Linked DNA regions of Homo sapiens: region 2 is linked to region 1. Evidence: chromatin loops called from intact Hi-C (ENCODE). Cell type or tissue: CD4-positive, alpha-beta T cell. All regions are shown on one strand. Each heading gives the region's core, and the rest is flanking DNA. Links, peaks and the distances in the headings are about the cores only. Region 1 has its middle 43 kb from the start of KIAA0040. Region 2 overlaps KIAA0040.

Region 1 (15,293 bases), core at 7,597-10,096:
GAGTTTAAAAACTCAGTGTCCCCAGCTTCATCAGGGCCCTCCCACACATCCCCATTCTAAGTTGCAGGGTCCCATTTTTTTCCGATCAATGCCCTCACTTTAACAGTAGACATCTGGAGAGGCTGTGCATGCACCTTTCATTATAGATCAGCCACTCACATGATAAGAGCTTGTGTCTGCTTTTCAACAATTTCAGCTCTTTCTCTACAGGAGATAAGACTCTCACTCAGGGCAATCTTAGCAGATTTGAGGCTCAGTATCTGCTTCTGAAGCTTGGAGAAAGAATCCCTGAGTTCATCATTTTCTTTCATCACTTTGTCCACTGAACTTAGGAGCAACCAACCAGCTTCATTATGTTCCTTGATTCTCCACATATGGTCAAAGGTATTATGTATAGAATAGCTAAACTTCTTGCCTCTCATGAGCAGTGAATCAAGAGTGTCAAATGCATTTATTTTGCATATCTCTCACAGTTTATGCCAAGGACTATCAATGTTCTCCATACTATTAAAAGTAGAATCCTTAGCATTTTGGGGTCTAATCATATTAAGCAATCCGCTCCAGAAACTCCCAAATCAACAAAAGAACCCCATTGTTAATATTCTGTTCCTCTAGAACCACTCCTGGTACCAAAATCTATATTAGTCAGGGTTCCCTAGAGGGACAGAACTAATAGGAGATATATATATATGTGTGTGTGTGTGTATATATACATACATATATATGTATAAATATGTAGATATATATATATCTACCCTTTATATGTATATAGTTTATATATATCTACATATATGTAGGTATATATAAACTAACCTTTATATGTATGTGTGTGTATATATATCTCTCTACATATATATGTGTATATATATCTACATATATACACATACATATGTAGAGAGATATATATATACATATACCTATATATGTAGATATATATATATGCACACACATACATATAAAGCATAGTTTATTGTTTATTAAGTATTAACTTACACAATCACAAGATCCCACAATAGGATCTCTGCAAGCTTGAGGAGCAAAGAGAGCCAATCTGAGTCTCAAAACTAAAGAATTTGCAGTCAGATATTTGAGGGCAGGAAGCATCCAGCATGGGAGAAAGATGTAGGCTGGGGGGCTAGGCCAGTCTCTCCTCTTCACATTTTTTTGCCTGCTTTATATTCATTGGCAGCTGATTAGATTGTGCCCACCAGATTAAGGGTGGGTCTGCTTTCCCCAGCCCACTGGCTCAACTGTTAATCTCCTTTGGCAACACCCTCACAGACACACCCAGGGTCAATACTTTGCATCCTTCAATCCAATCAAGTTGACACTCAGTATTAACCATCACACATAGGGAGCAAAAGAAACTTCTGGTTGCTAAAGAATAAGTTGTGAGGCAAGATGCCAGGAAATAAACCTGGGAAAGCAAGCAGAGGTTGCTCATAAAAAAATTTGTATGCCATATTAATGCAAGTTCACTTCACTTCACTCTATATATAATAACTGAGAAGCCATGGACAGAATTCAATCAAGGGTATATCATAGTCAAACTTGATTGTGAAGATGTAACTTTCTGCTGGCTGTATGGAGAATGAGTTGGAGAAGGTAAAGAGCATCATTGTGGTTAGGAGGGAGGTGATGGGAGCCTGAACCGGAGGAGTGGCTGTGGGAATGAAGTGGCAGGAACAAAACTGAGAGCTCCATGGGGGGCAAAACTACCTTTGGTAGTACATTGAATGAGGAGAGGGGAATAAAAGGAAATGTTCAGGGTAGCCCTCAAGTGTCTTACACAGATTAGTAGATGGTGGGGCCACAAACATAGCTGGAGAATACAGGGTGGTGGAAGTTTTGAGGGGAAGATGATGAGTTCAGCCTAGCCACATTAGGTTGAAGGGGCTGAGTGGCAGTCCGGTGCAGATTTTTAGCAAATCGTTTAACAGAAGGATCCGAACATCAGGCAAAAGATTTGAGATTTGGAAGTCATCAGCAGCAAGGTGGGGACAATTTAAACCATAAAAGTGGATGCACTGATCCAGAAGGAATAAGTGGAATGAGAAGAAAGAATGGCATAACCATGAGGAATACCAAAATATAAGAGGCAAGAGGAGAGAGACATGTCTATATACAAGAGACCTAAAGAAGTGTTATAGAGCTAGGACAGTGGCTCCATGGAAGCCAAAATAGTAAAGAAATTCAACAGCTTGCATCAAAGGCAGCAGAGGTACAGCAAAACATAAAATCTTAAATCATGGTGGTTAAGAAATCATTAATAACTTTTTTTTGGGGGGGGAAGGAAGATCATCTTTATTTTATTTTTTTTAGAATGCTGGGGAGGTTTTTTGTTTGTTTGTTTGTTTCCATAAGTTATTGGGATACAGGTGGTATCTGGTTACATGAGTAAGTTCTTTAGTGGTGACTTGTGAGATCCTGGTGCACCCATCACCCAAGCAGTATACGCTGCACCATATTTGCTGTCTTTTATCCCTCGGCCCCCTTTCCACTCTTTCTCTCAAGTCCCCACAGTCTACTGTCTTGCTCTGTTGCCCAGGCTGGAGTGCAGTGGCGTGATCTCGGCTCACTGCACCCTCTGTCTCCTGGGTTCAAGCGATTCTTCTGCCTCAGCCTCCTAAGTAGCTGGGACCACAGGCATGTACCACCACCTCTTGGCTAATTTTTTGTGTTTTTAGTAGAGACGCGGTTTCTCCATGTTAGCCAGGATGGTCTCGATCTCCTGACCTTGTGATCTGCCCACCTTGGCCTCCCAAAGTGCTAGGATTATGGGCATGAACCACCGCGCCTGGCCTACTGTATCATTCTTATGCCTTTGCGTCCTCATAGCTTAGCTCCCACATGTCAGAGAGAAAATACAATGTTTGGTTTTCCATTCCTGAGTTACTTCACTTAGAAGAATAGTCTCTAATCGCATCCAGGTCATTGAAAATACTGTTAATTCATTCCTTTTTATGACTGAGTAGTATTTCATTGTATATACCATATATATGAGATATATGGTATATATATATATACATATATGAGATATATATGGTGTATATATATATACCATATATATGAGATATATATGGTATATATATATACACCATATATATGAGATATATATGGTATATATATATACCATATATATCTCATATATATATACCATATATATGAGATATATATGGTGTATATATATATACACACACACACCAGAGTTTCTCATATATATATATATATATATATACACGTTTTCCATCATATATACATATATATGATATAAATGGGGCATGTGTGTGTGTGTGTGTGTGTGTGTGTATACTATATACATATAGAGTATATATATACACCACAGTTTCTCTGCTTGTTGATTGATGGGCATTTGGGTTGGTTCCACTATTTTGCTATTGGGAATTGTGCTGCTATAAACATGCATGTGCCAGTATCTTTTTTGAATAATGACTTCTTTTCCTCTGGTTAGATACCCAGTACTGAGATTGCTGGATTAGATGGTAGTTCTACTTTTAGTTCTTTAAGAAATCTCCACACTGTTTTCCACAGTGGCTATACCAGTTTATATTCCCACCAGCAGTGTAGAAGTGTTCCCTGATCACTGCATCCACGCCAGCATCTACTGTTTTTTGATTGTTTTATTATGGCCATTCTTACAGGAGTAAGGTGGTATCACATTGTGGTTTTGATTTGCGTTTTCCTGATCATTAGTGATTTTTGAGCATTTTTCCATGTTTGTTGGCCATTTGTATATCTTCTTTTGAGAATTGTCTATTCATGTCTTTAGCCCATTTTTGATTGGATTAATTGGTTTTTTTCTTACTTATTTGAGTTTGTTGTAGATTCTGGATATTAGTCCTTTGTCAGATGTATAGATTATGAAGATTTTCTCCCACTCTGTGGATTGTCTGTTTACTCTGCTAACTGTTCCTTTTGCCATGCAAAAGCTCTTCAGTTTAATTAGGTCCCAGCTATTTATCTTTGTTTTTATTGCAATTACTTTTGGGTTTTTGGTCATGAAATCCTTGCCTAAGGCCATGTCTAGAAGGGTTTTTCTAATGTTATCTTCTAGAATTTTTATAGTTTCAGATCTTAGGTTTAAGTCCTTTATCCACCTTGAGTTGATTTTTGTATTAGGTGAGAGATGAGGATTCAGTTTCATTCTCCTACACGTGGCTTTCCAATTATCCTAGCACCATTTGTTGAAAAGGGTGTGCTTTCCCCACTTTATATTTTTGTTTGCTTTGTTGAAGATTGGTTGTCTGTAAATATTTGGGTTTATTTCTGGTTTCTCTATTCTGTTCCATTGGTCTAGGTGCCTATTTTTATACCAGTACCACACTGTTTTGGTGACTATGGCCTTATAGTATAGTTTGAAATCAGGTAGTGTGATGCCTCCAGATTTATTCTTTTTGCTTAGTTTTGCTTTGGCTATGCAGGCTCTTTTTTGGTTCCATATGATTTTTAGAATTGTTTTTTCCAACTCTGTGAAGAATGATGGTGGATTTTGATGGGGATTGTGTGAATTTGTAGATTGCTTTTGGCAGTATGATCATTTTCACAATATTGATTCTACCCATCCATGAGCATGGGATGTGTTTCCATTTGTTTGTGTCATCTATGATTTCTTTCAGCAGTGTGTTGTAGTTTTCTTTGTAGAGGTCTTTCAGCTTCTTTGTTAGGTATATTCCTAAGTATTTTATTTATTTATTTATTTTTGTGGCTATTGTAAAAGGGATTGAGTTCTTGATTTGATTCTCTGCTTGGTCACTGTTGGTGTATAGAAGAAGTACTGATTTGTGTACATTAATCTTGTATCCAGAAACTTTGCTGAATTCTTTTATCAGTTCTAGGAGGTTTCTGGGGGATTCCTTAGGGTTTTCAAGGTAAATGATCATATCGTCAGCAAACAGGGACAGTTTGACTTCCTCTACCAATTTGAATGCCCTTTATTTCTTTCTCTTGTCTGATTGCTCTGGCTAAGACTTCCAGTACTATGTTGAAAAGGAGTGGTGAGAGTGGGCATCCTTATCTTGTTCCCGTTCTCAGGGAATGCTTTCAACTTTTCCCCATTCAATATTATGTTGGCTGTGGGTTTGTCATAGAAGGCTTTTATTAAATTAAGGCATGACCCTTCTATGCCAGTTTTGCTGAGGATTTTAATCATAAAACATTGCTGGATTTTGTTGAATACTTTTGCTGCATCTATTGAGATGGTCATGTAATTTTTGTTTTTAATTCTATTTATGTGGTGAATCACATTTATTAACTTGCATATGTTGAACCATCCCTGCATCCCTGGTATGAAACCCACTTGATCATGGTGGATTATCTTTTTGACATATTGTTGGATTTGGTTAGCTAGTATTTTGTTAAGGATTTTAGCATCTATGTTCATCAAGGTTATCAGTCTGTAGTTTTCTTTTCTGGTTGTGTCCTTTCCTGGTTTTGGTATTAGGGTGATATTGGCTTCATAGAATGAATTAGGGAAGGTTCCTTCTTTCTCTATCTTGTGTAATAATGTCAAAAGGATTGGTACCAATTCTTCTTTGAATGTCTTGTAGAATTCTGCCGTGAATTCATCTGGTCCTGGACTTTTTTGTTGTTGGTAATTTTTTAATTTAATTTTTAAATTTTTTTAATAAAAAATTAATTTAATTTTTAGTTTCAATCTCATTGCTTGTTATTGGTTTATTCAGGGTATCTAATTCTTCCTGATTTAAGCTAGGAGGGTTGTATTTTTCCAGGAATTTATCCATCTCTTCTAGGTTTTCTAGTTTATGTGCATAAAGGTGTTCATAGTAGCCTTGGACGATCTTTTGTATTTCAGTGATGTCCATTGTAATATCTCCTGTTTCATTCCTCAATGGGGTTATTTGGATTTTCTCTCTTCTTTTCTTGGTTAATCTTGCTAATGGTCTTTCAATTTTATTTATCTTTTCAAAGAACCAGGTTTTTGTTTCATTTCTCTTTTGTACTGTTTTTTGTTTGCTTGTTTCAATTTCATTTAGTTCTGCTCTGATCTTAGTTATTTCTTCTTTTGCTGGGTTTCAGTTTCTTGTTTCTCTAGTTACTTGAGGTGCTTAGATTGTCTGTTTGTGCTCTTTCAGACTTTTTGATATAGGTATTTAGGGCTATGAACTTTCCTCTTAGCAGCACCTTAGTTAACCCAGAGGTTTTGATAGGTTTTGTCATTATTGTCATTTAGTTTGAAGAATTTTTAAATTTCATCTTAATTTCGTTATTGGCCCAATGCTCATTCAAGAGCAGGTTATTTAATTTCCATGTATTTGCAAGGTTTTGGTGTTCCTTTTGGAGTTGATTTCCAGTTTTATTCCACTGTGGTCTGAGAGAGTGCTTGATATAATTTCAATTTTCTGAACTGTATTGAGACTCATTTTACGGCCTATCATGTGGTCTATCTTGGAGAAAGTTTCATGCACTGTTAAATAGAATATATATTCAGCAGTTGTCGGATGAAATGTTCTGTATATATCTGTTAAGTCCATTTGTTCCAAGGTATAGTTTAAATCCATTGTTTCTTTTTTGACTTTCTGTCTTCATGACCTGTCTAGTGCTGTCAGTAGAGTAATGAAGTCCCCCACTATTATTGTGTTGCTGTCTATCTCATTTCTTAGATCTATTAGCAATTGTTTAATAAATTTGGGAGCTCCAGTGTTAGGTGCATATATGTTTAGGATTGTGATATTTTCCTGTTGTACAAGGCCTTTTACCATTATATAATGTCCTTCTTTGTCTCTTTTAACCACTGTTGCATTAAAGTTTGTTTTGTCTGATATAAGAATAGATACCCCTGCTTGCTTTTGATGTGCATTTGCATGAAATGCCTCTTTCCACCCCTATACTTTAAGTTTATGTGAGTCCTTATGTGTTAGGTGAGTCTCCTGAAGGCAGCAGATAAGTTGGTTGGTGAGTTCTCATCAATTCTGCAGTTTTGTATATTTTAAATGGAATATTTAGGCCATTTACGTTCAATGCTAGTATTGAAATGTGAGGTACTTTTGCATTCATCATGCTCTTTGTTGCCTGCATCCTTCGAGTTATTTGTTTTTTGTTTTTGATTTTTAACCTGTATTTTTGTTTTATAGGTCCTGTATGCTTTAAAGAGATTCTGTTTTGATGTGTTTCCAGGATTTGTTTCAAGATTTAGAGCTCCTCTTATTGGTTCCTGTAGTGATGGCTTGGTAATGGCGAATTCTCTCACCATTTGTTTGTCTGAAAATGATTGTATCTTCCTTCATGTATGATGCTTAGTTTCACTTGATACAAAATTCTTGGCTGATGATTGTTTTGCTTTGTTTTGCTTGAGGAGGTTGAAGATAGGGCCCCAATCCCTTCTAACTTGTAGGGCTTCTTCTGAGAAGTCTGCTGTTAATATGATAGGTTTTCCTTTGTAGGTTACCTGGTGCTTCTGTCTCACAACTCAAGATTCTTTCCTTCACCTTAACTTTGGATAACCTGAAAACAATGTGCCTAGGCAAAGATCTTTTTGCAAGGAATCTCCCAGGTATTCTTTGTGCTTCTTGTATTTGCATGTCTAGGACTCCAGCAAGGCTGGGAAAGTTTTCCTCGATTATTCCCCCAAATATGTTTTCCAAGCTTTTAGAATTGTCTTCTTCCTCAGGAACACTGATTATTCTTAGGTTTGGTAGTTTAACATAATCCCAGAATTCTTGGAGGCTTTGTTCCTATTTTCTTAATCTTTTTTCTTTGTTTCTGTTGGATTTGGTTAGTTCAAAGACCTTGTCTTGGAGCTCTGAATTTCTTTCTTCTACTTGTTCAATTCTATTGCTGAGACTTTCCAGAGCATTTCACATTTCTAAAAGTGTGTTCAAAGTTTCCTGAATTTTTTTATTGTTTTTTCTTTAAGCTATCTATTCCCTTGAATATTTCTCCCTTCAATTCTTGTATCATTTTTTGGGTTTCCTTGCTTTGGGCTTCACCTTTCTCTGGTCTCTCCCTGATTAGCTTAATAACTAAACTCCTGAATTCTTTTTCAGGTAAATCAGGTATTTCTTCTTGGTTTGGATTCATTGCTGGTGAAGTAGTGTGATTTGAGGGGCATGTTGATGAGCCTTGTTTTGTCATATTACCAGGATTGGTTTTCTGGTTCCTTCCCATTTGGGTAGACTGTGTCAGAAGGAAGGTCTAGGGCTGAAGGCTGTTGTTCAGATTTTTTTGTCCCACGAGGTGCTCTCTTGAAGTAGTACTCTCCCCCTTTTCCTGCAGTTGTGGCTTCCTGTGAGCCAAACTGCAGTGATTGTTGCCTCTCTTCTGGGTCTAGCCACCCGGCAAGTCTACCCAGCTCCAGGCTGGTACTGGGGATTTCTGCACAGAGCCCTGTGATGTGAACCATCTATGGGTCTCTCAGCTGTGGATACCAGTGCCTGTTCCAGTGGAGGTGGCAGAGGGTGTTAGTGGACTCTGTGAAGGTTCTTAGCTTTGGTGGTTTAATGCTCTATTTTTGTGCTGGTTGGCCTTCTGTCAGGAGGTGGCATTTTGCAGAGGGCATCAGCTGTAGTAGTGTGGAGAGGGACTGGCAGTAGGCGGGGCCCAAGAACTCCCAAGATTATAGGTCCTTTGTCTTCCTCTACCAGGATAGGTAGGGAAGGACCATCAGGTGCGTGCAGGGGTAGGTGTGTCTGATCTCAGACTCTTCTAGGACAGGCCTTGCTGCAGCTACTGTGGGGGATGGAATGAGATTCCCAGGTCACTAGAGTTTTGTACCTAGGAGGATTATTGCTGCCTCTGCTGAGTCATGCAGGTTTTCATGGAAGTGGGGGAAGGCCAGCAGTCACAGGCCTCACCCAGCTCCCACACAAACCAAAGGGCTGGTCTCACTCCCAACATGCCCCCCACCACAGCCTCGAATCTGTTTCCAGGCAGAGGGCACACTTGAAAACTTGCCCCAGACTTTCTGCCTCCCATTTGTGAAAGAAAAGGGCTTTAGTTCTTCCTCAGTCTGTGAAGTCTGCAAGCAGGATTTGCACCCTCCCCCAAGTTCTGGCCAGATTGTTACAAAGTTCAGCTAGGGAAGTCCTTCTCCTTGTGAGGTTTTACCCCCTGCCCTTCTGGCCTCCCTCCTGATGGATCCCTGTAGTGTCAGGCAGGAATGGGCTGCTTGGGGATTCAGTGAGCTCTCAGGGCCTCCCTGCTGCCTCCTCCACCCCTGTATTTTGCTAGGCTCAGCTCTCTAACTTGACTCAGTTCCAAGTAAAGTCAGGGACATCTCCTGCAAACAGACCTTCAAATTCTCCAGTGGGTGTGTGTGTGTTTGGGAGAGGAGGGTCTCCCTTTCCCACTTCTGCAGTTGGGGCACTCACAGTATTTGGGGTCTCTCCCAAGTCCTGCAGTAGCAGTCCGCTTCCTTCAGAGGGTCTGTGGGTCCTCTCAGGATTGCTGGTTTGTTCTTGCAGTCGATCTGGAGCTAAAATGTACAATGCAAGCCTCCGCATGCTGCTGTCTCCGGAGCTGCAATCTAGTCCTACCTCCCGTCTGCCATGATCTTCTCAAGTCCTCATTAATAACTATAACTTGACCATTTTGATGGAATGATGGAACCAGAAGCCAAATTCAGTGAATTGAGAAGAAATGGGAAGTGAAGAAGTAGAGATGAGAATTACAATGGACTCCAAAAAATTTGTATGACAAGGGGAGAAGAGAGGTTTGTTGAGAACTAGAAGATGTGATTCAAGGGAAGCTTTTAACATTGGAGAACATAAGTAAGTCAACAGACTTAGAGAAGGAAAGGTAGAAGATACAGGATGGAAGGGGGATGAATGATGTAAAAAGTCCTTTTAAAAAACAATAAGCAACAGGATTAAGAGCACAGGTGAAGAGATTGACCTTTAAAAGAGGAGAGTGACTTTAGGGACTGGAAAAAAGGGGCAGTGTAATATTTAGAATGATTTTGCTTGCAAGCAATAGAAAATCCAACCAACCACATAAAGTTTAAAGAATAAGACAACTTTATTATTTTATTTATCAAAAAGTCAAAGAGTGGGAGGGTTACAGGTAGGGTTGGCTAATTTGATGGCTTAACAATATCATCAAGGACTCAGTTTCTTTCCTTGTTTCTATCCAGCACTCTCAACACATCAGCTACTCCCGTCATGGTAAACAGACCACTGCAGTAGCTCCAGTCTACATTCAGAACAAAACAGGGATAAAGAGCTCTTTTTTGGGCTCCATTTTTTGAGAGAGAAAAACACTCCCAGCATCCCTCAACAGACTTCCATTCAATGGCCAGAATTTTTTCACATGTCTAAACCAAGTGCTGGCAAGGGAAATGAAGTAATCATAGTTTTGGGCTAGGCTAATTATGATCAATCCACTGGGGCTAGGCAAGAGACTGGTCTCCCTGAAGAACATGAGTACCAGATACCTAAACCAAATCAAGGTTCTGTTATCAAGGAAAAAGGGTGGGCATAACTATGGGTAAATATCTATCACAGTTGAGGTAAATGTGGAAAAGTTTATATTCAGGGGTAGAAATTATGCTTAATTTCATTGATTTTTCTTGATTTTCTGCTGAGAGTGAAGAAATAGGGGTTGAGTATGAGGATTGAAAAAATGAAGATATGAAAGTCATTGAAGGAAATGAGAGAAAGTGTTAATTAAAGATGAAAGATTGAGAGGCAGGGCTAAGGGACAAGCTAAAATGGGAGACCATGAAATTTTTAGCACATCAACGCCAACCCGTACGACTACACAATTATTTTTCCAGTATATTCCTCTCTCTCTTCACAGGTACAGAACAAAGGAGACAGGGAGTAATAGTACTATTGATTCTAGTTTGGAATTTTACTAGGTGGTATAACAGAAGCAAAAGGATGAAAAAGAATCAAAGATGCTTGCAGAAGAGTGATTCAGATATCTGTATAACCCATGGGATCTAGGTTGCATACAGAAAAAAAGTAGTCAGAAAGGTGTTAATAAAATGTGAGGAAAATGGAGTGATCAAGGGACAGGAAGTGCATATGAGGTCAAAGTGTAATGGAAGAATATTTTAAGGACTGGACATTGGGATCAGACGGCAGGATCCTGGAGTACTGCCCAAGCAGACGTTGGTTGATGAGGAAAGAAATATAATACACTTGAGTCAACAATGTCTAGCAGTTTGGAGACTGGGTTGTTGGATTGTCTGACAAATGTTAAAATATCCTGGGACTGTGTCCAAAATAAATGGGGACAATGACTGACAGACATCCCAAAATCATCAATTAAGGAAGGGAACTGTGATAGTTAATACTGAGTGTGAACTTGATTGGACTGAAGGATACAAAGTATTGATCCTGGGTGTGTCTGTGAGGGTGTTGCCAAAAGATATTAACATTCATGTCAGTGGGCTACGGAAGGCAGACCCACCCTTAATCTGGTGGGCCCAATCTAATCAGCTGCCAGCAAATATAAAGTAGACAGAAAAACGTGAAAAGGAGAGACAGGCCTAGCCTCCCAGCCTACATCTTTCTCTGTGCTGGATGCTTCCTGCCCTCGAACATTGGACTCCAGGTTCTTCAGTTTTGGGACTTGGACTGGCTCTCCTTGCTCCTCAGCTTACAGACGGCCTATTGTGGGTCCTTGTTCCTCAGCTTGCAGACAGCCTATTGTGGGACCTTGTGATCGTGTAAGTTAATACTTAATAAACTCCCATATATGTATATAGATGTACATGTACATGTGTATGTATATGTGTGTATGTGTATATATATACACATATATGTATATATACATATGTGTGTATATACACACATGTATATATACATATATGTGTATATATACACATATGTATATATACACATACATGTATATATACATGTGTGTGTATATATACACATACATGTATATATACATGTGTGTATATATACACATACATGTGTATATACATGTGTGTATATACACATACATGTGTATATATACATGTGTGTATATACACATACATGTATATATACATGTGTGTATATACACATACATATATACGTGTGTATATATACACATACATATATATACATGTGTGTATATATACATGTGTGTATATATACATACATGTATATATGTGTATATACATACATATATGTGTATATATACATACATATATGTATATACATACATACATATATGTATACATACATATATGTGTATATACATACATATATGTGTATATATACACGCATATATGTGTATGTACATACATATATGTGTGTATACATACATACATATATGTGTATACATACATACATGTGTGTATACATATATGTGTATACATACATACATGTGTGTATACATACATATATGTGTATACATACATATGTGTGTATACATACATATGTGTGTATACATACATATGTGTGTATACATACATATATGTGTATATATACACAAACACACACACATATACATACACATGTATATGTGTGTGTGTATATATATGTGTGTGAATATGTGTGTTTATATAGGGAAGTTCATTATATATACTCTATTATACATATATGTGTGTGTGTATATATATATAAAGGGGAGTTTATTAAGTATATATATATATATATATATATATATATATATATATATATATGTCCTATTAGTTCTGTCCCTCTAAAAAAACCCTGACTAATACAGGAACTAACCAGGACATAGGCTGATGTCAGTGACCAGGAGGAAAGAACACGATATGAGTGAGTGATAAGACTTAGAAGAAAAAAAAGCTTCCATCAGAAGATTAATGAGTGCTGATCTGGAGGTGGAGGTGTGAGTTAGGAAAACAGCAACTTTTTCAGGGGTGGAGGATGCATGGAATGTACAATGAGTAGCCTCTATTGGTGGAGGCTGCAGAGGAAGTCGGGTCTTCAAGAAGATCTAGGTCTCAATTAAGAAAAAGGGGTTGTGAAACCCTGTCTCTACTAAAAATACAAAAATTAGCCAGGCTTGATGGTGCGTGCCTGTAATCCCAGCTACTCCAGAGGCTGAGGCAGGAGAATCGTTTGAACCCAGGGGACGGAGGTTGCAGTGAGCCGAGATTGCGCCACCTCACTCCACCCTGGCTAAAGATGAAACTCCATCTCAAAAATTAAAAAAAAGAAAAAAGGGTTGAAGAGTCTCACTTTTGGGGGACATAGAGGAGAGTATTTTAACAATGGAAGGAGGGCTAAAGGTCACCAACACCACTGAAGAATTCTCAGGTCCTTGGTAGGGGTAAATGACAGTCTGACTCAAACTCAGTATATTTTTCAATAAAAATAAGAATCCTCCATCTACCGAAGGAGGATTTCAATGTGACCATGACCTCTACACCCTATAAAACATTAACAGTATCAATACTAATGCAAGGAAAGCTTTTTATGCCAGGATAAATAAAAATAAATGTGTGAGTTTACGTAGGAGACAATGTGGCTCTCAGCAGGAATTTGTAAGTTTCATCTAAACTTGCTCCGGCTCACTCACACTCTTTGTCTCCTTTCATTTGCGTTTCTGGTTGCTTTTCTCATTATCAAAACTATTTACTTGACAGATGATAGAACCCCAGCTGAAGGTGGAGTACAATTAGCATATAAACAAGATTTTTAAAGTGCTGGAACAGAGATGGACTTTAGGGCCTTATGCTCTCTGGAGACTTGACCCCAAAATAATCAAGAGAGATTGTGCTTGGGCGATCCCCAGCCAGTTCTAAAAATGCCCCTGCCTTGCCTTAGGTGATGTAGGGTGCATCATCATATAACTTGGCTGCAAGTTGCCACTAGGTCTTTCATTTGGCTTTAATACTCTAAATAAAGACTTAGTACCAAGTACATAGTCCTTGAAATAAATGTGGTAGAGTGGAAAAAATGAAGATATTAAGACTCAGATAAGCCTGGTTCTGAATGCCAATTGCCATGCCAAACTTTACTTCCCTTGGCAAGTTATTTCAACTCTGAATAATAATAGCAGAAGTCACCATGTAAGATAAGTCAGTAATGGGCCAAGTATTTTATGTGCAAAATCAGAATATCCGCTACTCTACTAATATCCTGGGGTCAGCCTCCCCTAAAAAAATAGCCTGAGCCCCTAGGTAACATGCTATGTCAGAGAAGTCTAATATTTTCTCCAGTGTTTCTAATATGGGTTCAAATGTTCTTCAAATTCCTATTGTCAGCTCACCTCTTACCTCCTCTCTCCCTCTTCCTCCTGAGATGTTGTCCTCTCTCCTCTCCTCTTTCATTGAAGGTTAGATATGGCTCCTTCTCCTTAGGCCTCCACATAATACCAACACAAAGTTTTCCTGATAGTTTGGTGATAATGGAAGCAATTACAGAAAAGGAAACAGGCTGGAGTTTAATATCACAGTCTCACCAACCCCCCCTCTTCTAGAGCCTAGGCCTAAGGCTGCCATGTACCTGGGATCTCAACCTCCCACTGCGAGCTTTCTCTCATTCTCTCTTTTCTCTCGGCTCCAGGGCTAGAAAATAGAAATTTTCTGTTACTTTGTTAAGCAGGGCACTTTTAGATCCCCTTAGTCTTACTTCATGCCCCTGGGCTTTGCCTTCAATAACCACGAACGACCCTTTAATGTGAGTTTTCTAGGCTGAATGATATGAAGCTTTGAAATAGCAATTTTCTTGCACTTCTGGTCAGAAACCCCTCTCTTATCAATAGTTCTTGTAAGTGGAAAGGAAGTGAATAGAAAAGTAATTCTCACCCTGTCCCTACCATAGGCGTCATGAAGTTCTAGGATTCCATTCTCCTCTTATACAGATATCACTTTAAACCTATGAGGAAGTTTAAGCCTAGAGAATTGAAATAATTTTTCCAGTGTCATAAAGCTAGTAGGTAATATTTTAGAACTCAGTGCGTGGACTGCTGCTCCCTCTTGGAAGTCAGTTGCTATGTAAAAAGTCCAACCACCTTGAGACCACCATGATGTAACAAAGCCCAGTTAGCCATATGGAGAAAAAAAGGCCTTGTAGAGAGCATCAAGGAACCAGACATATGAATGAAGCCTTCTTGGATCTCCCAGCCCATGTTAGGCACCAGCTGAATGCAGATGAATGAATGACAACAGCCAGTGTCACATGAAACAGAACTATCTGGCCAAACCCTATCCAAATTGCTAACTATTCCTGTTTATAAACCCAAAAGATTAAAGAAACAATAGATTAAAGACTATTTGATTTGATAAACAATCTCATTCCTTCATTTATTCATGTACAACACATTCATTAAGCATCTACTATGTGCAGGGCACTGCTCTAGGACCATTGGACTCCACCACGGAAAGGGTAAACATGGCCTTTTCTCAA
Region 2 (15,293 bases), core at 42-2,541, 46 kb after region 1:
ACCCCTGTGTGGGAGAGTCCTGACTTCATAAAAACAAGAAGGATGACCTACTCTGACTAATTTCAGACCCCTACAGAGTAGTTATTTAGGTCTGGCTGCCAGTGCTCGGCTCAGGATCTTGTGTGACCTGCATGGAAGAAAAAACCTTGAGCTTGGAGCTAGAGATACATGGGTTCAGTTCCTGGCTTAACTGCTTATTAGCTGACCTTGAACAAGTTCTTGAAAGCTTCATTTCCCTTATATTTAAAATGGGGATAATTATTACTCACCAGGGCAATGGTTAGAATCAGAATCAAATTGAAAAGGAAAGTACATTTAATGTGCTACATAAATTGTAAGACTCTATAAAAATGTAAGGGGTTTTATTGTTATTTCTAATCTTGCCTCTTGAAACTACCAAAATTAGACGGACTGTGTAGGTGTAAGCTCTGGGCAGCATCTTCAGCCCAGACTTGCAGCTTTCCTATTGTATGACATATTTTAAGGCAGTAATGATAAGTCTCCTTCCATGATATCAATCACATGCATCTACTCTGGCCTCTTTTGTCCTCCTTAGCTAAAATGGTCAGAGCCCAAAGAAGTCAATGCTCTGCTATTGCTTGTGCAGGTTGTGTACTGCACAAGGACTCCTGGGAGTCTTTGGAGCTGAAAGCACCAATATTCCACCTGCTAGGCCTTAGACCCACCCCACTTGCAGCTGAGTCCACATGGAGGGGATGCTTTTTTCTAATTCTCACCAAGGTGCTGGTTTAACCCATTTAATCCAATGGCCCTGAATCTGAGCATTAGTCAATGACTTGGGTATATTTGTGATTTTTCCCTGTCCCAACCAGGGAATCCTGACTTATTCCAACCCCATGAAGTTGGAATGTTATGCCAACGTCAAAAACCTTCAAGTAAACAGAGTTCTAATAGAGGCTAAGCTGTTGATGAAAAAGAGGAAGTAACCACAGATTCAGAGACTTCAAATGGAAAAACACTTCCGAGAAGAGCCAGCCCCACCCCTTCACTTCACAGATGAGCAAACTACAGTTCAGGGAGGGGAAGTGTGGGCCCAGTCACAGAGCTGGTTAATGGAGGGACCAGAATCCAAGTTCCATCTGCCTCTGCCCAGGAATACCCAATACTATCCAGGGTCTCTATCACCTTTTGTATCTCACACACAAGGACACAGCTAGGCATTCAAATGCCTGTGGAAAGGTGAAATGAAAATTGTACCTCAAGTTCCAATCCTCCCCAAGTGGCCTCCAGGACAAACTAGGGGCAGACCCTCAAGGGATGCAGGTAGTTCTCAACTTTTAAGGCAACCTCCATACCACCCTCGTCTCTTCTGTTTCCTCAGTTTCAATCCTTAAAGTTTTCTCAGGAGTTCCCAAAGACCCCTCAAGAAGAGAAACAACATTGGGTGCCTTAATTAACTAAAATCCTTTTAGTGTTTCCTCAAACTTGTCAGGAAGAGTGTTTCACCTCAGAGATAAGAATGAGCTAGAGACCAGTGGATTAGTTGAAATTACATATCCAATATCGATATGTAACTTACCATTCAGTGAGAAGGGTTCCAGGTGAATAATGGGCTTTCAGGAGACTCGTCACAGACACAGTAAGGGAGATAAAGACAGTAGCATGATAGACTTTTTCCCTCCCTGGACAGCAAAAGGAAAATCGAGTGCAAATTCTTTGAAAGACAATCCCCAGGGCCAGAGCCCAGGCCAGGTTTCTAGCTTTTCCGCCACATCAGTCTGAGCCATCTGAACAGAGCATCATCTGGGGACATGAGTGGACATTTAATGGAGACCAGGAAAGGGCAGCTAAGTTCCAAAACGAACCTCACACAAACACAAAATTTCTTTCTCAGAGGCAACTCCCAAGGGACATGGCGGCATCCAAACCCAATCCCCACCCCTGGGAAGAGACTTGCTCCCACGATTGTGAGCAAGCCGCTCCATGGAGTTTGTCACTAAGAAATAAAACAAAACCTAACCATTGCTGTAGTTCTTGGTCAAAATTGAAGAGATGATTGTATTTAGAAGCCACTGCAGACATGCCCTTGCTCTTGACTATAGCTTTCTCCCGATGGGATGTTTTTCAGTTACATTTTATTCTCCTCAAATACAACCCTAATTTCAAGCTGGATAGTCTTCAGAAAAGCCCATCAGCATTTTTTTTTTAGTTTCCCAGGCAAGTCATAAAAAGAAAATTGGCAGAAGAGAGGAAAATAACATACAAATAATAACAATAAGGATAGTCGCATGTGATAGTATGTTTAGTCTTCACATTGTCCTGACAGGGAAAAGAGCTGTGGGCCACAGGTTCAGAGGTGGTGTAGGGGCAGGGAAAGAGGGTCAAGGGCAGGGGAAGGGAAAAAGGCCGTGGGAACAGGGAAGACCCATGAGCTTAGTGTTATGGGAACAGAATAGTATAGTGGATATGCTGTGTATTAACTTAAATGACATGTGACAGTGGCCACCATAAATAAGAGAAAAGAATGCTGCACTCTGAGTCAAGAGCTTCTTGTTCCTCCCCAACTCAAGTAAGATATTAAATGTGCATCCATCTGCTCATGGTTTCTAACCTGTGATTCCTCTGCAGCCCCATGGGCCAAAGTGCCAGCTTTCAAAAGCCCCTCTGCATGTGATTATCATGTACCAAAGCCCTGGCTGTAGCCTGCAAGTTCCAGACAGCCACTCATGCACACTGGCCTGAAACCACCCAGAAACTAATGCTGGGGTCAAAGTGACCTTCCGAGTGATTTGGAACCCACAGTAAACAAACGTCCATCCAAACTTTCTTGGCTCCCACAGATTTTCAGTGTGCATGCTAGGCTCTCAGTAACCGCTTGTTGAATGGTGGTGCTAAGAATTTAAGGCATACAATCCTGCCCACCCCTACCAGAAACATATGTAGTTTCTTCAACATTATGTTAGGGAGATGTGTCAATAACAAAAGAGAATAAGTTACTCTTAAGGCCAGTCCTGCAGACTTAGCTTATCTATGAAACCCCTTTCTTGTAAATGACTGATGGCTTCCACCCTCCTTTCTCTCTCCCTACCTTCCACTCCTGACCTGAAACTTCCCTCCTGCCCAAGGCCCACAATCTGCTGAGTAGCAGTTGCCAGCACAGCATAACAGTGGCCTAGATAAAAGCTTCCCATCTCATTACATGGGTGACCCACATCATTCCATAATGAAACTCCACTGGGAAAGGGGAACACACTTGCATACCACCCCACCAGATGCAGCCTGCTCAGAGCTTTCCTAGTTTCCAAATTAGAAACTCAGATCTTGCCCTGCAAGACACTTGGACCAAAGCCTTCACAAGTACAGGAAGAAAGCAGTACTTTACTGGGTGCCTTGCCGATTTCCAAAGACTGTGCTTTTCTTGGTTTTGCATAAGGACATCATTGACCTCTTTGAGGAAAGAGCTGGGTTTTGACTATTTTCAGTGGGTGGATAGCACAGCTTCCCAAAGCTGGCCATGGAAAGAACACCTCATTTCCAGACAGAGGCACTGCAGTCCTCCACACTGTCTGGAACAAGGGAGGAGACACAGTCACAGAGCATGTGCCACAGAGGAAGAAGTTCGGATGCTCCTGACTGACATTTTCCAGGAATAAGATTTTGGTGGTTTATAAAATATTATTCCTTCAAGGTAGGGCCTGAGGGTAAAAGGGGAAAAGTACTTAAACTACTGGGCATGTGGTCATTCAACACTTGGCATTGGAATTAATGAATAAATACACAGTAAAGAGATCACAGACAACATTTTATATTTCTCAAACAATTAATAAGGGAAACTCTGCCATTCTTTTCCATGTGACATCTATTAGTTTTCAAGAAATTTTGTTATTTCCTCTTGCATTTTTTTAATTGAGGTGAAATTTATGTTACATAAAATTAACCATTTTAAAGTGAATAGCTTAGTGGCATTTAGTACATTCAGAATATTGTGCAATCACCCCTCCATCTAGTTTCAAAACATTTTCATCACCCCAAAATAAAAACCCATAACCATTAAGCAATTTCTTCTTCTTGTTCCCTCTTCCCGGTCCCCAGCAACCACCAATCTGCATCCTACCTCTATGGAGTTGCTTATTCTAGATATTTCATATTAATGGAATTATACAATATGTGACCTTTTGCTACTGGCCTTTTCCACTTAATGTGTTTTCAGGGTTGATGTATGTTGTAGCATGTATTGGTACTTCATTCCTTTTTATGGCTGAATCATATTCCATTGTGTGCATATACCATAAGAGTTTATCTGTTTATTCGTTGACCGACATCTGTGTTGTTTCCACCTTGTGGCTATTGTGAATAGTGTGCTGTGAACAAGGATTTGTTTGAATACCTGTTTTCAGTTCTTTTGGGCATAAACCTAGGAATGGAATTGCTGGATCATATGGTAATTCTACCTTTACCTTTTTTGAGGAGTTGCCAAACTGCTTTCCTTTCCCCTCATTTTTATCAACATACTTATAAAGTCATTTTCCTTTCTTGAAGATAATACACATATTAAGTGGCATACCTTTTCCTGTCTGGTCTCTTATTTGATGCATTTGATCTTATGCTTTTATAAAAGATATTAAATACTACCTCTCGTTGCCCTAGAGATTCGGGATTATTTGGATGCTTGAGATAGAAAATATTTGGGGGTAAACTAAAGCCCCTTCTTGGTATAACTGAGTAGGAAGCAACAGCTAACAACAGCAACATTTATGGTGCTCTATCTGTGCTGGGGATAACATTAAGCACTTTACCTATTTTCCCTTACCTAACCCTCATGTCAACTGAACAAAATAGGTACTACTACAGGTTGAGTATTTCTTATCCAAAATACTTGGGATTAGACATGTTTTGGATTTCAGATTTTTTTTTTCAGATTTTAGAATATTTTTATTATACTGGAATTACCAGTTCAGCATCCCTAATTTAAAATCCAATGTGCATTTCAGTGTCCTATCAGCACTCAAAAACTTTTAGATTTTGGAGCATTTGGGTTTTGGATTTTCAGATTAGGGATATTCAACCTGTAACATCCCTATTTTATAGAAGAAGAAATTGAGGTCTCCACGAAGAGCTAAGTGCTCTTCACCAGCTCCTGCAAAGGAAATCTGCAGCTGCCACCACTGATGAATAAGAAGCCATTCTGTTTCTCAGGGGATTGCAGTCATTTTGGCAGACAGATAGGTCAAGAGGCAGTTATAACACAGTGTTATAAAAGCTATGATAGGTGTCATGACAGGGACACAGAGATAGAGCACTTATCCTGGCCCTAGGCTGTAGACTTTTCAAAGGAGATGAAATCTAAGTCTCTTATTTTCTTGATAACCCTGTGGGGCCCTTGGTAATGTTTGACCCTCCCCAGGCACTCTTTGACTTCACTATTCCATCATTGCATTTCCAGTGCACAGTGTCTGGCACACAGTTGCCACTTATTAAACATAGGTTCATAAACATGTGTGCTTCTGTAGAAGGAATGCCCAGCCCTGTCACACTGACATGGAACTCCTATGCCTGGGTCCTATGTTTCAACTCATAGACTTTCTCAAAACAGTTGTGCCCTGGGATGGGGAAAGGAGATGAGAAAAGGCCTCCAATGGCTTTGGCTGTCCTCTGTCTCTGAACAGACACTGTGTATGTGAGAAGAAGACAAGGGAAGAGGGAGAAGAAGGGTAGGGAGTGGGGCAGGAGGCCTTCCAGTGGCACCGTGTGAGGTCGGCCAATGCCCAGGGAGGAGACCCTGTAATGTGACGTGAGACCCCAGAGAAGAAATGAACTGGGAAATCTCTTTCCTAAACTCTGATTTCTCATTTCAGTTAAGGTTTGTTATTGCTTCAAAGACTCCTAGCGTATGGCTATACAGTATCTTTGCCAATTCATCTCAGTTGGCAGGTACAAGAAGCAGTAGCTTCATGGAAGGTCTAGACTCTCTCCAGTTGGTAATTCTCACTCCTGTCTCCCAGGCACTGTCAGGGTGTATCACTTACTTTCGGTCAGTCATCTGCAACTCCTCTTTGCATAAAGAGAATTTTGAGGACTCCTAGGAGGCCTGGCGGCTTTGCTTTACATGGCAGAAGCTGCCCGGACATGACTCTGGCTGCTTCCATTTTTTTCCATACACAGTTCTCAAGCTCTTCTATGTGTACCTGACACTACACTAGAGGCTTTGGGGAATTTTCCAAAAACAAAACAATATGCAGGCACAGATTCCACCCTCAAGGACCTACCACCTACCACCCAGGAGCCTGCAAGCACCTAGCTGCAAGCCCCGCCCCTCTCATTGAGAGCTGTGAGAAAAGCCCATTCCTGGGATTAGTCTGTGCTGGGATCTCTGCTCGCTAGTGCGGCCATCTCTTCACCCACTGCTCAGGCTGTGGCTGTGCCATTCTGGAATCCCTGAGTCCTGCTTCACCCTTGTTCGGCTGGCTCCCCAGATGTCCGACCAACTTACCTGAGCCATAAGCTGCTGCTTTGAGCTGCAACCCCAATTGTGAAAGCTCAGCCCATTGCAAGGCCTTCCTGCTCTGCCCAGGCCCGGGTCCTGGTCCCCTCACCCTGCTGGAGACCTACCCTGCTATCCCAACCCATCACCTGGCTCTGCAGGGGCCTACAAGAAGCTTGCATAAGTATGAGAGCTTGGGGTGCCAGAAGTGAATGTGGGCTTCCTGGCCCATGGACATAGCATAGCCCTCACAGAGATACTCTTCACTCTGGTTCTTTCTCATCTCCCCAGATCATAACCAGTCAATTACTTAATCAAAAAGCATTTATTGTACATCTAATATGTGCCAGCACTGAACCAGACCCTGGGGATACCCAGAGGAGAAAGCTCTGTAATAGCTTAATGTCAAGTGGGAAAGCAGACAGGAGCAGCCTCTGTACTATCAGTGAGCAAGCATTGTCAGGGAGGTGAGGTGGTAGAGAAGGAAAGAAATTTTCAACTATGATATCTCCGCGCTACAGATGATTCCAGAAAATGGCCCCTGGGCTAACAAATCCTCCTTTTCCCACCTATTTAGAGGGCGCTTTGCGTCAGTTTTACAGGCCTGAGCATTCCTCACTTGCTCTGAAATAATGGAACAGTGGCGTCTTTCCATCATGCACACAGGATTCATCACTGTCTTCCCTTTTGCATACTCGAGCTCCTCAGCATTGGGCCCCAGCAGAGGTCACAAGCTCAGATGCCTACAGGGTGCCTGACAGGTGAAGCCAACATGCACTGAAGATGTGCTCTGTGCCAGGCACTGTTTCACCCACATCACACAGAGTATTTAACTCATCTGGTTCCCACAATAATCCTACGACAGAGGTTCTATTCTTATCCCCCTTTTATAGTTGAGGAAACTAAGGCACAGAGAGGGAAGGGGACTTTCCATATTCAGAAGCCAGTGTGTGGTGGGACCAGGCTTTGACCCAGGCTGGTCCATCTGAGAGGGTCACACAAGCTGGGTGAGAGCGTAGACTGAAAGCTGCAGATCAAACACAATCCACTCTCTGGTGGCAGCTGCCTCCTGGGCTTCCACTGTGCAGCCTCTGACCACGGACCGATCTAGGCTTGACTCTTAGGATAGAATGTCATTTGGTTTCCACAAACTTTGTGCTAAATGTTGGCAGGCTGATTGTGGGTGAGGGGGCAGGGAAAGAGGGATCCCTTTGAACGTGAGCCAGGTGGAACTGGCTTTGGTTACCCAGGGCCTTGTGACACCCAGTTTGAAGTCAGAATTATCATCAAATGTAAGGATATGCTGCACAAAGAGATAAAATGTAGTTGGGGTGAGGGTGAGGGACAGGGAGGAGGCAGAAAATTCACTATACACTCAAGTTCCCTTAACACAGTAATCTGCCTTCATAGTCAAATGTGAAAACAATTTGAAATTGTAGCCCCCAATGTCCTTAAGCCCAATATGTCATCAGTCACTCCTGCCTATGGCCCTATCCCCGGACACTCAAGTCATAACATGTTATGATGTATGGAGGGAGAGAACATCAGGAGCAGCCTCCTCCTACGGCCAGAACCTTGAAAAATCCCCATCAGGGGCTGGAGTGGTCCCTGGAATGCCATGGCAATTAAAGCAGTGGCTGCAAGAAGGCCCTGGGAGAGGGGGTCGGGTGGAGCAAGCTGTTTTAGTGTTGAAGCCTTAACATCGGGAGGTTGGAGGCCTCTAGAGCTGAGTTGGAGCACGGGCCACTTTGACTGGATTCTTTCTCTGAGCCAGCTGGGTTTCTTGAGCAGCCTGGAATCACCTTTCTTTCCCGTCCCTGCTGCCTTTAAACATTCTATGCACCTTGCAGGTGCCAACTCAAATCACACCCTCATCGAAGTCTGCCCTGGATTCCTCACTGGAATTAACGTCTCCCTCCTTGCTACTTCCATAAGCATTTGTTTGAATTTCCCTTGGGACACTGAACTAATCATGCCTTATGGTACTTCGCCTGTGCTTGTCCAGTTCCCCAACAACAAAAAAGTAAATTCCTTGACTTTATTCCTAAAGTGTCTATCAAAAGAAGAAAAGTTCAATTTTGATTTCCTTACCCAGATAGCTGGCAAGTTTTCTACTTCTCACTAGGCAGCATTATCTGGGAAAGCGTTAGAAGAGAGAGAAGTTCTTCATGCACATAGTAGGTACTCAACAAATGTGAGTTGAATTGAATAATTTGCTGCTGTACAGCAGAGAATGGAAATGGAAGTTCCTGGCTTCCTTGGCCACAATGGTGTCAACAACCCAGAATCAGTGAAGGAAGAAAAAGCCAGCAAAGGAAGTTCCTCCCTCCAGAAAAAAGCAGGGAGGTCTTTTTACAGTAATAGCAGTGAGGTAGTGAGCCAGCCCCCCGCCCCCCACAAATACACACATACTCTACTCAGTTGACTTTGCAGGCAGAAGTTACCAAATAAAATCATATCAATTGAAGAGCACAAAGAGGCCAAGCACAGTGTCTCATGCCTGTACTCTCAGCACTTTGGGAAGCTGAGGCAGGAGGATAACTTCAGGCCAGGAGTTCAAGACCAGCCTGGGCAACATAGGAAGACCCTGTCTCTACTAAAGTAATAATAATAATAAATTAGGCAGATGTGGTGGTGCATGCCTGTAGTCCCAGCTATTTGGGAAGCTGAGGCAGGAGGATTGCCTGCGCCCAAGAAATCAAGGTTACAGTGATTGTGCCACTGCACACTAGCCTGGGTGACAGAGTGAGACCCTGTATATTTTTTAAAAATTAAAAATCAAGAACACCAAGAAGTCAGAAACACAGCCAATCAGGGCTTTCCAACAAGGGTAGTCTCACTTCCAAGTGATGTAATCTTGATATTCAACATGGCACCCCATGAAAACAAAGCTTGATGTCCATTTGAGACTGGTGTTCCTTGGAAGTCGAGCCTCAGCTGCTCTCATCTCTGTTTCTTAGTCCTGACAGCCTCACTGGAGATTAAAAAGTAGCCAGTCTCCAAAAGAGATCTACTCAGGAGCACCCAAGAATACCTGGTATTTGAGCATACTGCCCAAGCTGAAAGAGCTCTCCAAACCCAAAATATTGACATTTCAACTGGCAGACTTTATTTTCCTGGATATCTCTTTCCAGCTGACCAACATGATCTGTGTGAACCTAAAGTAGTGTGGCAGAGCAGAAGGAAAACTGGCTATTTAGAGATAGAGGAATTGGCACATGATCTTTTATTAGGTATGAGACCTTAGATGAGTCATTTAATTTCAGTGAGCCTCAGAGCTTCTTCATCTATAAACATGTTCATTTGTTAATTCAGCACATATTTCCCAAGGGCAAAATATGTCCCAGATGCAGAGGATGCCATGATGGGAATAGATTCCATCTAGAAAGGAAGAACAATGATTAAACAATTACCCTACTGCAGATTATGGGTTGTGGTGACAATGTAGGTATGGTGAAGGGCACAGAGCAGGGGCTCTGACCTGTAATGAGGTCAAGGAAGGTTTCCCCAGGGCAACAATGTTGAATAGAGGCCAGGAGATGGGGTAGGGAGCAGTGGATGGGGGTGGGGTGAGAGAGAGCTACAGTTGTATAAGGATCCAAAGCTGGAGGGGAACCCCATACCTCACAGAGTTTGAGAAATGGGAGGCTTTGTAAACTGCGAAGGGGATTGGTTGCCACTGCTTGCTGCCCTCATTGTTGCATTTTAGGAGTAACTTTAGCGCAGAAAGCATCTCACTGGGGAAGTGGAAAACTAGAGCCCTGTGTGCCATTGGCCACTAACCAGCTTTACAATTTTGAACAAATTTGGAACAAACTTTTACTATGAAAAGATTATTCATCTGTGAAATAGGGCAAGAAATCCCTCCCCTCTACAAATTACAGTAGATTGAAGGAAGAAATGTTTTCAGAAGCCTTTAAAAAACTAAACTGAGTTGTAAGTGTAGGATATTCATTGGACTTTCACCAATCATAAATAAACCCAAGCCCATCTGGGTGCCAGTTCGAAGGAGGGAGAACTGATTGCATCCTGTTTTTATCCCTCACCCCCTATTCCCAAGGGATCAAGAGATAAATAGCCATTTCTTTCTGATTGGTTTGGTGATATTTCATTTCAGTTTATAATTAGATTTTTGTCTAAGGGAGAACGGATGCTATTAATAAAAGTTTTTTTAATTGTGGTATCTGTGATTGCTCTGCCTGACCGGTTGGGGCAGATTACCAGTGAGCCCATGGGTGGGAGCTTAATCCTGCGTAATCCCGAGCTCTGGTAGGGTGTACTTTCCATCACAAGCAAGATCAGGTAAAAGAATGTGGCCACTGAAAGAGTGAGGCTGTCAGGTCTCCTCTGCTCACAACTTTCAGGGCCTCCTTGAGGCTGTTACACCAACCCCATGTTAGGCTTTCAAAGCCCCCTGTGATCTCACTAATCTTTCCTGTGCCACCTCAGTTCCCACTCTTCCTTAGAAGCCTTCTTCGCTGCCATACCCATCTCGAACTCTGTACCTGTTGGCCTCTGTACCTCTGCTCTGGCTTTTCCAACCTATGTAGCTCACCCCAACTTGCCCTTTTCCCCACCAGAATGTCCAGCCCTCCATGTAATCACACACAGCCCAGGAGCTGGCACAGCCTCTATCTCCTCCATGATATCCCCCCCCCCGCCCCGTCCCCCACTCTGATAAAACATAACCAGCATTGATCTCTCTCCTTTCTAATAGTACCTGCATTTTGTCACTTTCTGGTTTTCAGTTTAGCATTTAATTACTATTATTTTTGAAAATTCAACTTTGCAGGACATTTTCAGTTTACAAAGAACTCTCATATATATTAGTATTTGACTTTCACAACCACACTGAATGGTGAGGGCAGTTGATGTTATCATCATTGTCTTCCCGTCTTAGAGACCAGGATCCTGAGGCTCATGAAGCTCTGTGACTTGCCCTGCCACTTGGCTAAGCAGAGCAGGACTTCAGTGCTCTAAGGTTCGTGAAGAAACTCTTTTAGGATAAGAACCAGTTGGTACACTTCTTTTTCCCCTCCAGCACTATGTCGGTTACATAGTAAATACTTAACTAATGCTTCTTGACATGAAATCCACATGCAACTACAGGAAAAATCCTTCAAATGGCATATTTTATTGATGCAAACAATTGTTATTAGTGCTATTGGCCTCTTCATGTATAAAGAACAATATGTTTGCAGCATTATTTTTATTATAGGGACTCAGTAAACAACTAAGGGAGACTCACACACATTTTATACAAAGCTCTTCCCAGCCCCAGAGGCCAAGAAAAGGCAGCCACAAATGTAGGTACCATTCCTTCTGCTCACACTGAAGGTGCTGCCCCCCTGCCTCCTGGCAGTGGATGGAATGTGCTTGTCAGAACTTGCTCAGCAGAGTGGACATGGCCCGCTAGCCCTTGGAAACCTGGGGTCATTTGTACACATGGAGGATTCAAGTTACCCAGCAGCAGCCTCAGCTCCACTACACAAGTAGGTGAAGGGGCTGGCCTGGTTGTAGAGGGGATTTAGGAGTGGTCTCCATCCAGCCATTCTGGGTTGGAGGCAGGAAGACCTCCCAACATTGGAGCAAATTTCCCAAGAATTTCAGGCCACTTTGACTACCAGGCAGAATTGAGGAGTGACTTTTGTTTTTTGCCACATCCCTGCAACTGCTGGGAATAATACCAATTATGACTCTAAATATTTGTACAGTTCCTAACAGCCCAGACACACATTACATTCACTATGTGCTTTTACCTAAGGACCCTGTGAGCAGGTACTCACTTCCAGTTGTTGGTTTAATTTAGAAAGTGTATGCATGTGATCAGTCATTCAGAATGGTACCAAAGGAATGAGAGAAAAGCCAGTCTCCCTTCCTGCACTGCCCCCAATTTCCCTCCAAAGGGGCAGTACATGCTATCATTTTCTTGTGTATTCTTCTAGATTGTTCCCCATTTTGGAGATGAAGAAACTGAGACTCAAAGCAGCTGAGTGACCTTCCCAAGGACACACACTGAGTGAGTTGTAACTTCTTCTCATTCCTCAATCTATTAGCTTCCTCTGCACTCAAACTACCCTTTAGCCAAGAATTTGGCTCCTAGGGCAAGTTATGAGAATGTAAATAAGTAAAATCAGGTAAAAGTCAAAGCCAGAACAGGGGGCCTAGGCCCCACAGATTCTTGAGAAGAATCTGCCTACCCCTATTAGGCACTTCAAGGACATCTACTTTCTTCTCTGGCTGCTCTAGGCCAACTGCCATCCCTATGGCATCTTCTGCCTTCTAACTGTCATGGGCAGGGTCTAACATTCAGAATGTCTTGCTCTATCAAAGCATTCCCACCTAATGTGTTATTTCTTCAAGACCCTGATACTTTGAGGGTTGGTCTGATAAAAAATGTATCTGGGCTGCTAATGGGAGATAAAGCCTAAAGTCTGGTGGTCGGCCTGCAGACAGCTCAGCCCTGAGGCCACATCATGGAGAGCCCAGAGACAAGGGCTGAGTTCCCTGGCCTCTCCCACCATCCCCCCTACCTCCCAGTGGCCTTAAGTGCTTTCCAGAGGGTCTCCCACAAAGCCTTGAGGTCTCCAGGCATGGATGGAGCAGAGGTGGTGGATGGGAAAGAATGAGGGGATGAGGCTAAGGGAACCCTGTGTCGAGGGGGGTGAATATGGGATACCCCCCTGCAATCCCCAGCTTAAGCAGTTTCTTCCATACATACTCCCGATTCAGGAATTTGCAATACTTGCCATCTCTTTTGGGAAGGGCATTTCAAGGATGGGGAGGAAAATGTTTGGGCATGCTGAGGGCATCAGGGAAGAGATGACGGCTATTCCTAGGGACAAGAATATCTGCATGGAGGCAACTAAAACTGCACATGATGAGGCTAAGCATATGTCATCTATATCAAAGAAAGAAGGTGCTGAAGCAAAAAAAAAAAAAAAAAAAAAAAAAAAAAAAGCATGCTACTTAACCTGACACTGGATGTGTACTCAATAAGTATTTTAGCTCACTCATATATGTTCTCTGCATTCATCAACCATTATTTATCAAAACCATAAAAAAACACTCCCTGCAACATTAGGAATGCAGATTTAAGCCCATGCAGAAAGGAAGTAAAGGTTTATCCTCAGACATATGAACTCCTCTGCACAGACTGCCCTCTGGGGTGGAAGCTGCCATCCAAAGCCTGGCAAATCTGAAGTCCACCACACTGAACATTCCACAGAGGTGAGTTATTATTGGAATGAGAATATTTATGCTCACTCCCTCTATGATTTGATCTTTGCATTTTAAGACTTAATATTGCAGTAAGGTAGCTTTTGGCTTTTAATTGCCCCGAAATTTTGTTAACATTAAATGAAAGGACAAAATGGAAAGGAAAATAGAACCATATCTGTATCACTTTTGAGTTGCATAATTTACATTTTTGCCACTTCATTAGTTTTCAGCTATTCCAGCCTGTAAATGTCTCCCCCACCACCACTAACAAAAAGAAATATGTCAGTCATTCTGTTATTGCCCCAAAGTTTGCAGAACTCTTAAGTTCCTGTCTCTAGTATTAAAGAGAATTATGCAAGTTTTATTTTTTTATTTTTATTTTTTATTATACTTTAAGTTCTAGGGTACATGTGCACAACGTGCAGGTTTGTTACATATGTATACATGTGCCATGTTGATGTGCTGCACCCATTAACTCGTCATTACATTAAGTATATCTCCTAATGCTATCCCTTCCCCCTCCCCTGACCCCACGATGGGCCCCAGTGTGTGATGTTCCCCTTCCTGTGTCCAAGTGTTCTCATTGTTCAATTCCCACCTATGAGTGAGAACATGAGGTGTTTGGTTTTTTGTCCTTGCAATAGTCTGCTGAGAATGATGGTTTCCAGCTTCATCCATGTCCCTGTAAAGGACATGAACTCATCCTTTTTTATGGCTGCATAGTATTCCATGGTATATATGTGCCACATTTTCTTAATCTAGTCTATCATTGATGGACATTTGGGTTAGTTCCAAGTCTTTGCTATTGTGAATAGTGCCACAATGAACATACATGTGCATGTGTCTTTATAGCAGCATGATTTATAATCCTTTCGGTATATACCCAGTAATGGGATGGCTGGGTCAAATGGTATTTCTAGTTCTAGATCCCTGAGGAATCGCCACACTGACTTCCACAATGGTTGAACTAGTTTACAGTCCCACCAACAGTGTAAAAGTGTTCCTATTTCTCCACATCCTCTCCAGCACCTGTTGTTTCCTGACTTTTTAATGATTGCCATTCTAACTGGTGTGAGATGGTATCTCATTGTGGTTTTGATTTGCATTTCTCTGATGGCCAGTGATGATGAGCATTTTTTCATGTGTCTGTTGGCTGCATAGAATTATGCAACTTTTAATTACTACCTGTGTGGGAGACCCTGAATGACACAAGTGTTTGGTCGTTCTCATGCTTTTTCAAAAAACATTTTTTCCCTCCAAGAGGATATGACATTTGAACACTTAAGCATCAGTTATTGGAGTCGGCCAGAAGCAGAGGTTTCCCTTTATTTGTGGAACAGAAAAGGCAACGCCCCACTCAACCGCTCCTAACTCACAGATGACCTCAGAGCCTCGGCTTCTGGCTCTCCAAAAACAAAACTTCACCTAAACACTTTACCACACCCACAAACATTGGCTCCAAAATCCTTTACCAAACTATTTTGAAAAGTGAAAATGAGAACTATATAACCAAGATAGTTCACTGTAACCATGGCTACAGGTTTTATTAGCACTAATACCAGGATGTGGTCAGATCATGTATGTATGTGTATATATATATATATATGTATATACAGATGACGAATAGAAG

Evidence for each region. Hi-C counts contacts between places; a loop is a spot of excess contacts. Peaks named below come from ENCODE experiments on the same cell type or tissue, not always from the same donor. Only the 100,000 strongest peaks of a DNase experiment are listed, where the experiment ranks them.
Region 2: it touches region 1 in a loop (2.6-fold over the local background); 9 of 110 quality-filtered maps call a loop at or near these places.

Annotation. Positions count from the first base shown.
Region 1 is chr1:175,228,311-175,243,603 of GRCh38, reverse strand. No RefSeq gene overlaps it. Among named protein-coding and RNA genes, the nearest start is that of KIAA0040, 43 kb to the right of the region's middle. In CD4-positive, alpha-beta T cell, for the core only: no CTCF peak of the experiment used is centred there; no DNase peak of the experiment used is centred there.
Region 2 is chr1:175,174,779-175,190,071 of GRCh38, reverse strand. KIAA0040 reads left to right here. Exons shown (of 4, transcript NM_014656.3): 2 at 12,388-12,461. Among named protein-coding and RNA genes, the nearest start is that of KIAA0040, 10 kb to the left of the region's middle. In CD4-positive, alpha-beta T cell, for the core only: no CTCF peak of the experiment used is centred there; a DNase peak (open chromatin) is centred at 1,001; H3K4me3 peaks cover 1,426 bases; H3K27ac peaks cover 1,677 bases.